Regions from separate parts of the Homo sapiens genome. Here region 1 is linked to region 2. Evidence: chromatin contacts called from ENCODE Hi-C or POLR2A ChIA-PET data. All regions are on one chromosome and are shown on one strand. Each heading gives the region's core, a stretch centred on a gene start or an enhancer-like site at or near the end of the contact. The rest is flanking DNA. Distances are from core to core; before and after follow the strand shown.

Region 1 (6,024 bases), core at 177-2,676, 43 kb before region 2:
TTTTCACGTCCACAGAAGTCACTACCCAAAAAACTCGAAGCCTGTCCTCCCCTTCTCCAGGCAGCCCCTGCTGGCCAAGCGAGGAGCTCTTGGACGCAGACCAATCCGATACTCAGCAGAAGATCCAGGGGTGCAAGGGTCGGGAAGGGGCTGACGGGGAATGGTGTGTCTTCTTGCCGGATCATTTCTCTCCTCTGGCGTTCAGCCAAGGAAATGCGGTTTGCAGAGCCAACCGGGTCCTTCTCTCTCCAAATCACATTGCTCATGATTAGGGAGAGAAAGGCCGAATCTTCCTCCATGGCCCTGGAGTCCTCTCCACCCACTCTCTCTACAGAATCAGATCATCTGGGTAATTTTTAAAGTGTAGTATGTGGGCCAGCTGGAACTAGTTGCCTCTTCCTGGCCAAATGCTTGGGGTTTCTTCCAGCCTTAAGCCTGCATGCTCCCTGTGCTAGGGAGAGCAGAGAGGCATGGCCAGGACTGGGAATGAGGGTGTTGCTAGCCAGACTTCCCAGCAACTTCCTGAGTTTGGAGCAAGCCAGAAGCGTGATTTTTTGGTGAGGCTGGCTGGCCCCAAGAGGTAGGGCACTGGGCGCTGTAGCCCAGCACTTCTCTAGAGCCCAGCAGAGTCTAGGTATCCAGTGCTTGAACAGTCTCCCTGGGCTGCCCAGGCCAAATCTAGGTACGAAGCGTTAAAAAAGTAAGATGATTTTCAGGGAGAAACAGATTGGCTTTCTCCAGTCTCTTCCATCTCAGAGTGTCCTGAGCCCCACTCAGAGGGCCTGGTGGACCCGAACTTTATTCTAGAAACTAGGCTAGTTAAAGAAGGCATTGTCAAGCCAGAAGCTGCCTCGGAGTCTTGGCAAGTGTATTAACTCAGTATGAAATAATATAAACAGAAAAGAACAATATTCTGTTTTCTCACTCCAGGCATTCTAGAGGCTGACGATTAGAATTCATTTGGGATGGGCCACAGCTTTCAAAAGTAAGTTCTGTGTATTTAAAAGATCTTTAGATTTGAAGTTCTGAAGAGTGGGGGCTGCCTGGTGTGAACGCTCTAAACCCTATTGTGCTTCGGCGGCTCAGAAAAATTCAGGAACAATAATATCCCTTAGAGGAGGAGAAGGAACTGTGTGAAATACACCATTTATCTCCTTTCGTGCACAAAGGCATATACATAAGCATATACAAAAACACATCAATTTATACATTCTTTTCCGGGGAGTCCTGCAACGTTTCCCAGTCATTATTTATATTAATTAATGTGGGTTTGGTTTCGAAACTGCTCAGATTAAGAACTCGAGATATTCTAGAAAGTAAATAATCCAGCTGTTGCCTACCACAGAGAGCCCTGAGCACGGATGCATAAGCTCTGGATTTGGCATGTAAACGGGGAGGCTTCATGCGTCCGTGGCGTGGTTCCAAGCCCCATGACCAGCCTCACTTTTGCAATTGAGAAACTGGAATTAATTCTCCCATCCTCCCCGATGCACAGAGATGTGTTCAGGATAAACCGAGTCATATTTCATAAGTTCTGGGTGCTAAAGGGGAAAGAAAGATAGTATTACGAAGACACTGGCATCACGACGCCCACTTCTGGAATGAGCCAGTCTGTTGAGCATTTACATAACAAAATAGCAATGTACTTTCCATGCCATAGCAACCCTGGAAGAAAACTGCGAGGTGGAAACCCTGGACAATTTGTATGAGGATTCTTGAAAATCTGAGATAGACAAACGCATTCTGAGAGATCAAGCTTGCTTATAAATGTTGGTTCATAACAATGTAATCTACATATGTGAATCTCAGAAAGTACCTTTCTCCTGGGAATTTCTTTCAGAAAAACAATCTTCTTTAGTTTACTGTTTTTAAACCTTTTCCCCCTTCAGGGATACTTTACCCTCTAGACTTGCCAAAGAGCCATTTCCTAATATATCCTAGAGAATACATGATTTCATTTTTCCACAGATGCATTTCTATACACCTGGTATTTCAGTTATTTATTAACCATGCCTAGTTTTGTAGTTTCTAGCTTTGTATCTTTGAAGTCATTAAAACTTAATAGGAGAATTAATCATAAAAGAAATCTATCAAACACAGTTGCCAAGCACTTTTTTCCCCCTGACTGACATCTTTAAGATGTATTTGAATGTTATTTATTTCATCACACCCAGGGAATAAAAAAAACATAACTTGCAGCTTCCAAGTTCAGAGAAAGCATAAAAATGTGATTTACTATTTATTGTACACTTAGTCGCATGCATATTATATATTGCATGTTAATCTTCAACTGGCTAAGTTTAGCAAATTTGACAACACTACTGTTTGCTAGAGAGGAAAAAGAGTCGACATCTGTTCTCTTCCAGATATGAATCCTTCTTGGAAGGAATCAGAAATACTCGCAGGCCTTCTAGTTTCTGGGTAAACTGATAGAACACAGGCTCTTTAACTGGACAGTCAAACCACAATGCCCCCTGGTGGTGAAATCATGCATATACACATGTAAGTGTTTGCACCTTGTGAATATTTTTAAGAAGAAATCTTATTTCTAATGGTGTGGAAATGTTCTTTCAGTTTTAAAAATGCAAAGACAAAGATCATGGCACATCAATTATGCTTTTAGAGAGAAAATAAAGAATCGCTTTGCTGTGAGTAAAATTAAAGATGCATTTAGTTTATCAAAATCACCTTGATCAAAAAAAAATTTTTTTTTTTTACAATAAGGAATTATATTTAAATTCCACACTGAAGATCTGGAGTATGGGGGGGATATAGGAATTTCAGCATATGTATTATCTGAACTAAATTTACAAAAGTGGAACAGTTGGAAGGTACTTATAGGTAGACCTGAGGGTCTGTTACCTTATTTTCAGTTCAGTGAAAATGAAATGAGAGCAGATTCCAGATTTTACCAGCGGATGGAAGACTCCATCTTCCCATCATGCTCTCAGCATGCACCTCTGATAAGCAGCTTAAAGGGAATTTCCTGGGGTCAGACATAAATAGAGATTCTCAGGTTCTCTTAATCCAGACACACATCGCTTGCGAGTTAGGCCTCATAAATCTCAAAAACAGTCAGCAACATATGAAAGGCAATGTTGTTAGAAGGCTCAAATACATTAAATGGGAACGTCTGAAACATGGACTCATTAATCATACAAACACTGCCGAGGCTGTGTAGTAATCAAAGATCGCAGCACCTTCCTTTCTTAGACAGCATCTCATTTCGCTCCTTGCTATCGCTGGAAGCAGGGAGGCCCAGAATAGAAAACGCCATTGCCTTCCTTCTTCACCTAAGGAGGAGCTCAGCCATTAACAGTTACGAGTCATACTGTAAGTAGAGCATGAAAAAAATCACCAACGTATCCCAGCCCCCTTTTCGAGATCTGCTGGCCTTGGCAATGATGACTTTTTTCTGATGCACAACATTTTAAGACACTTGCCCAGTGTCATAGACATCACTGCCAAGACATGTCATCAAAGGATATTGGAATGAAAACAGAAGTCCATGCTGAAACTTGTGGACAACACAGATGCTCATGGCAGCATTATTCATAATAGACACAAAATCCATGAACTAATGAATGGATACACAAAATGTGGTATATCCATACAATGGCGTATTACTTAGCCACAAAAAGAAATGATGAACTGGTAGATGCTGTCGCAGGGATAAACTTTCAAAACATGATGCTAAGAGGAAGAAACCAGACACAAGAGACGACTAACATATCACTCTATTTATATGAGGTACGCAGAATAGGTAAATCCATAGAAACAGCAAGTAGATTGGTTAGTGGTTGCCAGGAACTGGAGAGAGGAGGTATTTGGGGTGATGACTAAGGGGTCATTTTCTTGGGTTAATGAAAATGTTCTAAAACTGATTGTGATGGTGGATGCAAACTCTGAATACACTAAAAGCCATTGAATTGTACACCTTAAGCAGATGAATTATATGGTAGGCACATTATATATCAATAAAACTATTAAAGAAAATGAAAAGGATATTGGAGGGCTAAGGGCAGATAGGCCCTGCAAAGCTCCAGTGGATGTGTGCCTGGGAAGGAAGACAAGTATAAAGAAGAGAATAGCATTAGCATCCAGAGAAGTTGGCTAAAACCCTGAGTCAGGCTACGATACAATTCTTACTTTTGCAAAGGGGATAAGACTCAGGTCCATGCCCCCAGAAACCTTCTACGTTAACTCTGAGAGGAACCGAAATCTGACGATGGGCAGGTGGGACCACAGTGGTTTTCACCTTTCATTGCCACCCCAACCCCACCGCAACATCCTTCCCCACCATGGAGCCTGATTTCATTAGCCCAGGGCATCGCTAGTTTCACGTAACTTCTCAGATTCCAGCAGTTTGGGAGGCTGAGGTGGGTGGATCACTTCAGGTCAGGAGTTCGAGACCAGCCTGGCCAACATGGTGAAACTCTGTCTCTAATAAAAGTACAAAAATTACCCAAGCATGGTGGCGGATGCCTGTAATCCTAGTTACTCGGAAGGCTGAGGCAGGAGAATGGCGTGAAGCCAGGAGACAGAGGTTGCAGTGAGCCAAGATCCCACCACTGCACTCCAGCCTGGGTGACAGAGGAAGACTCCATCTCAAAAAAAAAAAAGAAAGAAAAAGAACTTCTCAGGTGGTTCTAACGTACAGCCCAAAGTGAGCAGTACAGTTTGAAAGAGAGCCAGCAAAAAGGTTGGAACTTTAAAGAAAAGCTGGGTGAGCTATTTTGCAGGCTGTCTCAATTTCTTACACATTCACAGATACCTAGACACTGCTGCAGCCGGCTAGAGGAGGTCATCTTAAGCTCTTGAAAATCTGAAGATTTTCATAAAGAATGCCAAAACATTTACACAAACAAAGATATCTGAACCAAGGGGTCTGCTTTTATTTATTTTTTTTTTATTTTGTGTTTTTACAACATGCAGGTGCTGCTCCAAAAAAGTTTTTCAAAAAAAAAAAAAGAGAAAGAAAGAGAGAGAAAGAAAAACATGTATTGCAGTGAGGGTATTTATGTTCAAAGTTCAGAAATTTGTGGGCATTAACTGAGACCTGGAATCCCTGCCATTCAGCTGACCCTCTGCCCTGCCCAACATTCTTCACTGTTAAATGCCTAAGAATAATAGCCTCCTCCACCTGCACCCCAGCAAAGTGAAACATATTTCCCTGGCTGGGTTTTAAGTCAAGCTAAACACCAGCAGACCTAAGCGTGGTACCTGCATCACTTGGCCGTCCAGAGAAAGAGACACACTGGCTTTGAATTCTTTTGGAACTTCTTTGAGCCAGAAAATATCGACTCCTAGCAGGCCCAGCACAGGCGCTGTTGTACATGCTCTCTGGGTCTGTACTGATCAATGACAATTTTGGTAAACACTGCCTGAATAATTCATCATAGAAAAAAGCTTTCGAATTAAATGATATTACTGGGGCTTCCAGCACAAACACACACGTGTTCCCGAAAAGCTAGTCCAGCTGGAAGACTGCTTGGAATAACCACGATGATACCCAAGCTAAGCCCCCCATTTTATAAATTGTAATGAGTCATCTACCTACCCTACCCTCAGTCATAGGAAAATGCTGTTGGAGCCTCAGCCAGGTGTTCCAGCAGCATGCACCTGGCACATCTTGCTATGGCTTCTCATGGTAAAATGCTACCATGGTTAACCCAACGCGGCAGCATGCAGCGATCTAAAAAAAAACAAACAAAAGCGGAACAAAGATAGATGAAGGGAAAAAGGAAGGAAGGAAGGAAAGAAGAAAAGGAGGAAGGAAGAAAGAAATGCAAAAATGTTGGCTGTATTTTGTGCAGAGTAAAACTGAATGGCAGCGGGAATAATTCAATTTAATCTTGGCAAGCGGAATGGAGACTTAGGAACCACAGCAAATGCCAAGCAATTCATACCTTCTGTTTTATTTTAAAGCCCCACCTTTCCCCACTGCACAAAGTCACACACACAATTAGTACTGCATTGACCGTAGGACTGGCAAAATTCTACACCAAAAAGCTATCCTTGGCT
Region 2 (5,985 bases), core at 991-3,490:
TTAAATTACCAGGTGATCATTTGCAAACAAAACTCCCTCATAAAACACTTCTTTAAACTCTTTACTTGATCATAAACCCTAACCTAACACACATCAGCCCTGGGATGAAGTAAGCATTAGAATTACCCAAGTTTTATGGAGCAGAGTGAGAGCCAGATGACAGAGTATCAGCCAACAGATTCTAACAGTCACAGAATCAAAAAAGATTTATTGAGAACCTACTATGTGCCAGATTCGTAAGATGCTTCAGTGTATGTGATCTCATTACCTCATCTCATTTTTCTCTACTATGCATCCTGATAAGCCATATCCTACTCAAAACAATACAAATGACCAGTTACATGTTTATCAATAATGACAGCTACTCAGCACAACTGGACAATGCTGGATAGCTGCTGCTTCTGTGAATTTAAAGAAAAATTTTGCTGCGAGGCATGGAAATATCTCCAGTCTATATAAATTAGCAGTTGGACACCCTAGGTTTCAAGGGTTATCCTTTTTAACCAGCCTGGCAATTCATTAAGCATCGGGTAAGAATTTCTTCTATTGCTTTTTACCACGGATGGACAATGCCTACCTATACCTGCAAGGGCACCTCCAACATGCGCAGTGCACCTAAAATAGCCCTGCGTTAAGAAAAATGCCAAGCTCAAGTGTATAATTCCTCAGTGCTGCCTGTTTATTTTCTTTCGCGTTTTCACTCTGGCATGCCAACCCCAAATCTCCTACAGTAACACAGAATTGCAGTGGGATACGGATCTGACATGAAACAAAGACCTGCCCCTGCCTCAGCAAAGGCAAATAAAACAAAAGATCAATGAGCCTCAAAGCCAGTGTGCATAAATGTCACTGCGCCTGCAAAGAGGAGAGATCAGAGGACATTTACAAAATCACAGTCCTCCCACGGTGGTGGGAAAAGGTTACTGTAGTATGTCCTAAGGGGTGAACAGCGTGCCCAAGGGAAACAGTAAGGACAGGGCAAGACCCAGGAAAGCAACAAAAATTTAGATGTTGTCTATGTGGCTGCCCCAGTGCCCGCTGCCTCGTTTCTCAGAGCTAATCAAGGGAAGCGTAACTAGTCCAGGCGGCAGGACGAGTTTACAACAACTGACAGTAACTATAACATACGCCAGTTTGTATTAAGATGTTATTGCACCTTTCCAGTTCTAATCACCAATTATGACTCTATTACTCCTACTTGGCAGTTCATCTGCTCCTGCCTCCGCTAAGGGCGACTTGGAGACGGACCTCTGATCTCCCGGTTCCACTTCAGTGAGCGCTCAGCACGGCGGCTGTCATTTGCAGACACTGAAGAGGTAAGGCATTGCTTTTGCTCAGATAACTGTACCTGACCTTACAACAATTTACTAAGGAAATACCTGCTTAATAGCAGTGTGAGTGCAGTTTCCTTTATGCTGGCAAGTGCGCTGCAAATTAGCGACAACAGGATAAATCTATGGCCGGCTCACTAGACACTTCATTAAATCACTGTTCTCTTGCCTTGTAGTGCGCTAATAGAATCACAGCCCTCGTTAGCTACTGAATAAAAGATCAATCACAGACTTTGAAAGCTCCTGCTACCAGCTTCCAGAGGAAACAAGAAAAAAAAAAAAGAGCGTGAGCAAGAGAGAAAGATATTTAGGATCATCGCTGAGATTCTGAATGGCCTCGCTGCAAGTTGCTTAAATTACCTTTTCCACAACTGACTCCAACTGTAATACTCAGAGGAACTTGTTAAGCCTGCCTTCAAGAGCAGCATTCTAATATATGACTGCTAGACCCTGGTCAAAAGTTCATAATGTGCATATGTAAAAAGGTACTAAATTGCCTGAGGGCTAAAACCAGAGGAGTTTAATTGTAGCAAAATGCTGAAAATGGTCTGTTGAGGGTCCTTCCATTGGGATACTGCTGGCTCTAGCTGATTGAAGTACAGAACATAAAAGTCTTACAACAATATTTCCTTAAATGCTGGGGAAACTGCCAGCAGTTGGTATTGCATGAATGTTGTGGTTAAAGAAAAACATTTTCCTCCCCTAAAATAAATAGAGTATTAAAAACTGCTCCAGCCCATAATTCTAAAGCATGACGGGAAAAGGGAGGGCTCGACGATCATAAATAAGGTATAATTCATAGGGCATGTCCAATCGACTTGCAGTGTATTTTTACATGGGGCACATTGAAGGTATTCAGGCGTGACCTGTGAGGGTTTTTGAGCTGTGCATGTCTGTGATTGTGAAAACAGCTTTGCACTGAAATAACAGCAGCTCCTGGCTGCCTTACCTGTCACTGGGTTAGACATACACACATGGGGATCCTTGCGAAAGGATCTGTTTGACTTGCCTTTATTTCTTTCATAAAACAAGATCAGCAGTCCCACCTATGCACACATTCCACTTGTTTGGCTGGGTTTCTCATGCCCAGAATTCTCTACCATCTATAAATACGCTCTTTCTTTTTTTCCTATTTTTTGTTTGTTTGTTTGTTTGTTTTTTCTCCCTTTCCTTTCTGGCCTTACCGATGAGTTCCTCATTTGGAAAACGGACAGTGCAAGAGCAGCAGACGATGACTCAGAATGCTGGGAGGGGCTGTGTCAAATACAGGATGCCCAGGAGAAGCTAGAATTGGACAGGTGGGCTCTCTGATTTAAAGTAAGTACATGAGAAAGTTAAGGCCACAATTCATGGATAGTGAAATCTGTATCCACAATTCATTTTCATCAAGTCAGAAAGTTATCAAACATGGAATTCTGCACTTTTGTTATGGCATCAAGCTTCCAAAGCAACACAGTAATAGTCATACACTTCAACAACCACCAACACTGTGTCAGATGTCCACTCTTCAAGTATGAAACTTGTGCAGTAGCATGGCTTCTACCTGTGGCAAGAACTTAGTAATCAACATTACTGATACCCCTGTCACTACTGATATCTGGAGGGCCTATTTCTTCAGAATTATTCTCCAGAGAAAACACTTTCAAACTCACACTGAGGTGCAAGTGATGTGTCCTCACGTAACAGAGCAAACTAAAAACTCAACTGAAATAGAGTATTCATTTAGTATTTATGGTCAGGAGGATGGCGTAAAGATCACTCCATCTTGTGGATCCCATCCTTGCTATGCCACGTGGATCGAATGTCATGTTTAAAAAGTGGTCAAGTCTACTCTTTAGTTCTTCAAAAGCAAGGACACAGCAGGTCATTGGACACGTCTGCCACAGGCCACATCAGTTCTCCCTCTTTCAAGCTCCAAGTCTGAGTCATTCAGGCCAGTGTTCTGCAAAACAAACAGGCATCTGTGGAAGAGCTAGTATGGTGTTGGTATCAGTCACATTCAGGGTTGGAGAAATCTGTGCACTGGAAGCTTGAGTATTCAGGGAGGAAAGGAGAGAAAAGGACAAAGAGTAGACTGAAGACAGGTTATTACACTGAAAACAACTAAGGAAAGTATCAGCCAGGCGGGGTACCTATAATCCCAGCACTTTGCAAGGCCGAGGAGAGGTCAGTAGTTTGAGAACAACCTGGCCAACTTGGTGAAACTCCGCCTCTACTAAAAATAGAAAAACTAGCTGGGTGTGGTGGTGCATGCCTGCAAAACCAGCTACTTGGAAGGCTGAGGCACAAGAATCTCTTGAATCCGGGAGGCACAGGTTGCAGTGAGCCCAGATAGTGCCACTGCACTCCAGCCTGGGGAAAAGAGCGAGACTCTTTAGGGTGGGGAAGGGAGGGAAGGGGAGGGGAAGGCATAGTGGAGTCCAGGTACAGTGGCTCATGCCTGTAATCCCAGCACTTTGGGAGGCCGAGGTGGGCGGATTGCTTGAGCCCAGGAGTTCAACACTAGCCTGAACAACATGGTGAAAAACCCAACTCTATAAATAATACAAAAAATTAGCTGGGTGTGCTGGCGTGTGCCTGTAGCCCTAACTACCCGGGAGGCTGAGGTGGGAGGATCACCTGAGCCAGGGTGGTCAAGACTGCAGTGAGCCATGATTGCACCACTGCACTCCAGCAGCCTGGGTGACAGACTAAGACCCTGTCTCAAAAAGAATTAAAATAAAATAAAATCTAGTCTAACAATTTTTCAGTTGCAGCATCAAGTAGGCCTTCAGGCTGAATGTAAATGCAAACATGTCACTGGTATTATTTTTAAATACTTAACTGCATTTAAACCAGAAGACGACTTCCAAGAATATCCATTGGCAAACATCAGCAATCTATAATAATGGCACACGCAAATGCAGAAAGTAGATTTTGCCTCATAAAAAGCCATTGATGCCTGATCGCTTACAATTAAGCCATATACCACAAATATTCATGTGCACAGAGTTTAAGGAAAACATGAAGCAAAGCAAGAATATGCAAAATGGCAGATACCGCATGACCTTGATAGTTAGAAAAGGAAGAAAACGGATACAAGAGGAGGAAAAGCTGCTTCTCTTGATGAAAGATGAAATCACGCTCCACTTGTAGGCCACTCGGAAATATCCAGTTACTTATGCAAGAAAAGGGCATTTATTAAAAATGCTGGGGATACCATGTCCGTTAAAACATAAAATAGGCAAATTTCTTGGAGCCTGGTGAAAAGGGCATTACACCACTCTCTTTCAGTGTGAACTTACGACAGTCTTTCAACCTTTCTGGGTTTGGCTTCTTAATCTCTAAATTAATAGCCTTGGCCTAGATAATCTCTAAGGTTATGGGAAACTGTGGCCACCTGAGAAGGCTAAAGGAAGCTTCATTTAATCTTCACACAGAAGGCCCTTGCGGATCAGTCCTTCCAAAGTCATCTGCTGGCTTCCATTTAGGTACTGTAATCCATTAGTTTACTAATAGAATCCCTCTAGGTTGTAATTAATAGGACCAACTAGCCTGGGACAACTTCAAGTAGTTTTGTGACGGAAGTAAATTAAATGCTGAGGTGACACAGAGAATGAATATTGTTGGAAATGAAAGATTTTTTTTCCCTCCCAGGCCAAATAAGAATATACTAATCATCCCACAGTCTCCTGTCCCCTTTGCCAACCTCTACATGCTAATTCCACCCCCAACACACACAGATAAAAAGTGGCGCCACCTATTAGCAGACACTAGTACTGGTATTTATATATATACTTCTATGTATGTATACACATATAGACATGTATTTTTAAATGTCAGATTATCTTCCCTAATATTAATGCTAAAAAATTAATTTATATTCTTTTTACTTTTATATGCTATAAAATAATTTTAAATGACCACATATGCTGTAAATATAAGAAAATAAATAAATGTTTAAGAAAAACAATGGTATACCAATGGCCTGACATGGTGGCTTGTACCTGTAATCCCAGCACTTTGTGAGACTGAGGTGGGAGGATGGCTTGAGCACAGGAGTTCCAGACCAGCCTGGGCAACATAGGGAAACCTTGTCTCTATAAAAAATTAAAAACATTAGCCGAACATGGTGGCATTGCCAATAGTCCCAGCTACTTGGGAGGCTGAGGCCAGAGGATTGCTTGAGCCTGGGAGGTCAAGACTGCAGTGAGCTGTGATCACGCCACTGTACTCTAGCCTGAATAACACAGTAAGACCCTGTATCAAAAAAAAAAAAAAAAAAAACTATACCAATGAAACAATTAATTAATTGGCAGGGAATAGAAGTGGGCAGAATATATAATAAAACAGTATGTAGGGCAAGTTCGACAAAATCATGGAACACACCTTCACATCTGAGGGATTTCTCTTCTAGAAACAAGGGGATACGAACTCCAGGATGAGAAGTCAGGCAACTTACTAAGCCCAGGTAAAGTTTTTTTTTTGTCACCCAGGCTGGAGTGCAGTGGCACCATCTTGGCTCACTGCAACCTCCGCCTCCCAGGTTCAGGCAGTTCTGGTGCCTCAGCCTCTGGATAGCTGTGATTACAGGCACCTGCCACTACGCCCAGCTAATTTTTTTTTTTTTTTTTTTGAGTCAGAGTCTCACGCTCAGGCTGGAGTGCAGTAGGGC

The links. A loop is a pair of places that touch in the nucleus more often than their neighbours do. ChIA-PET counts read pairs that join two places held with the same protein, here RNA polymerase II (POLR2A). Pooled maps may share reads with other maps.
Region 1: a loop to region 2 is called in a map of HepG2, with 9 times the contacts of the local background. The contact joins two enhancer-like sites. A Hi-C loop is called at or near these places in 1 of 168 maps with a recorded cell type or tissue (HepG2) and 1 of 50 pooled maps. POLR2A ChIA-PET finds 5 or more read pairs at or near these places in 4 of 52 experiments (HepG2, OCI-LY7, activated CD4-positive, alpha-beta T cell and 1 more).

The regions. Positions count from the first base shown.
Region 1 is chr16:78,500,141-78,506,164 of GRCh38, reverse strand. All of the region lies in intron 8 of WWOX (WW domain containing oxidoreductase), which reads right to left. Among named protein-coding and RNA genes, the nearest start is that of WWOX-AS2, 3.1 kb to the right of the region's middle. Within about 2 kb of position 1,426, at least 17 of the 41 ENCODE cell types and tissues checked have a DNase peak (open chromatin) inside an H3K27ac peak, as active enhancers do.
Region 2 is chr16:78,457,871-78,463,855 of GRCh38, reverse strand. All of the region lies in intron 8 of WWOX (WW domain containing oxidoreductase), which reads right to left. It overlaps LOC124903728 (a long non-coding RNA gene), which reads left to right. Exons shown (of 3, transcript XR_007065127.1): 1 at 1-1,113; 2 at 1,206-1,316; 3 at 1,508-2,060. Among named protein-coding and RNA genes, the nearest start is that of WWOX-AS2, 39 kb to the left of the region's middle. Within about 2 kb of position 2,240, at least 2 of the 41 ENCODE cell types and tissues checked have a DNase peak (open chromatin) inside an H3K27ac peak, as active enhancers do.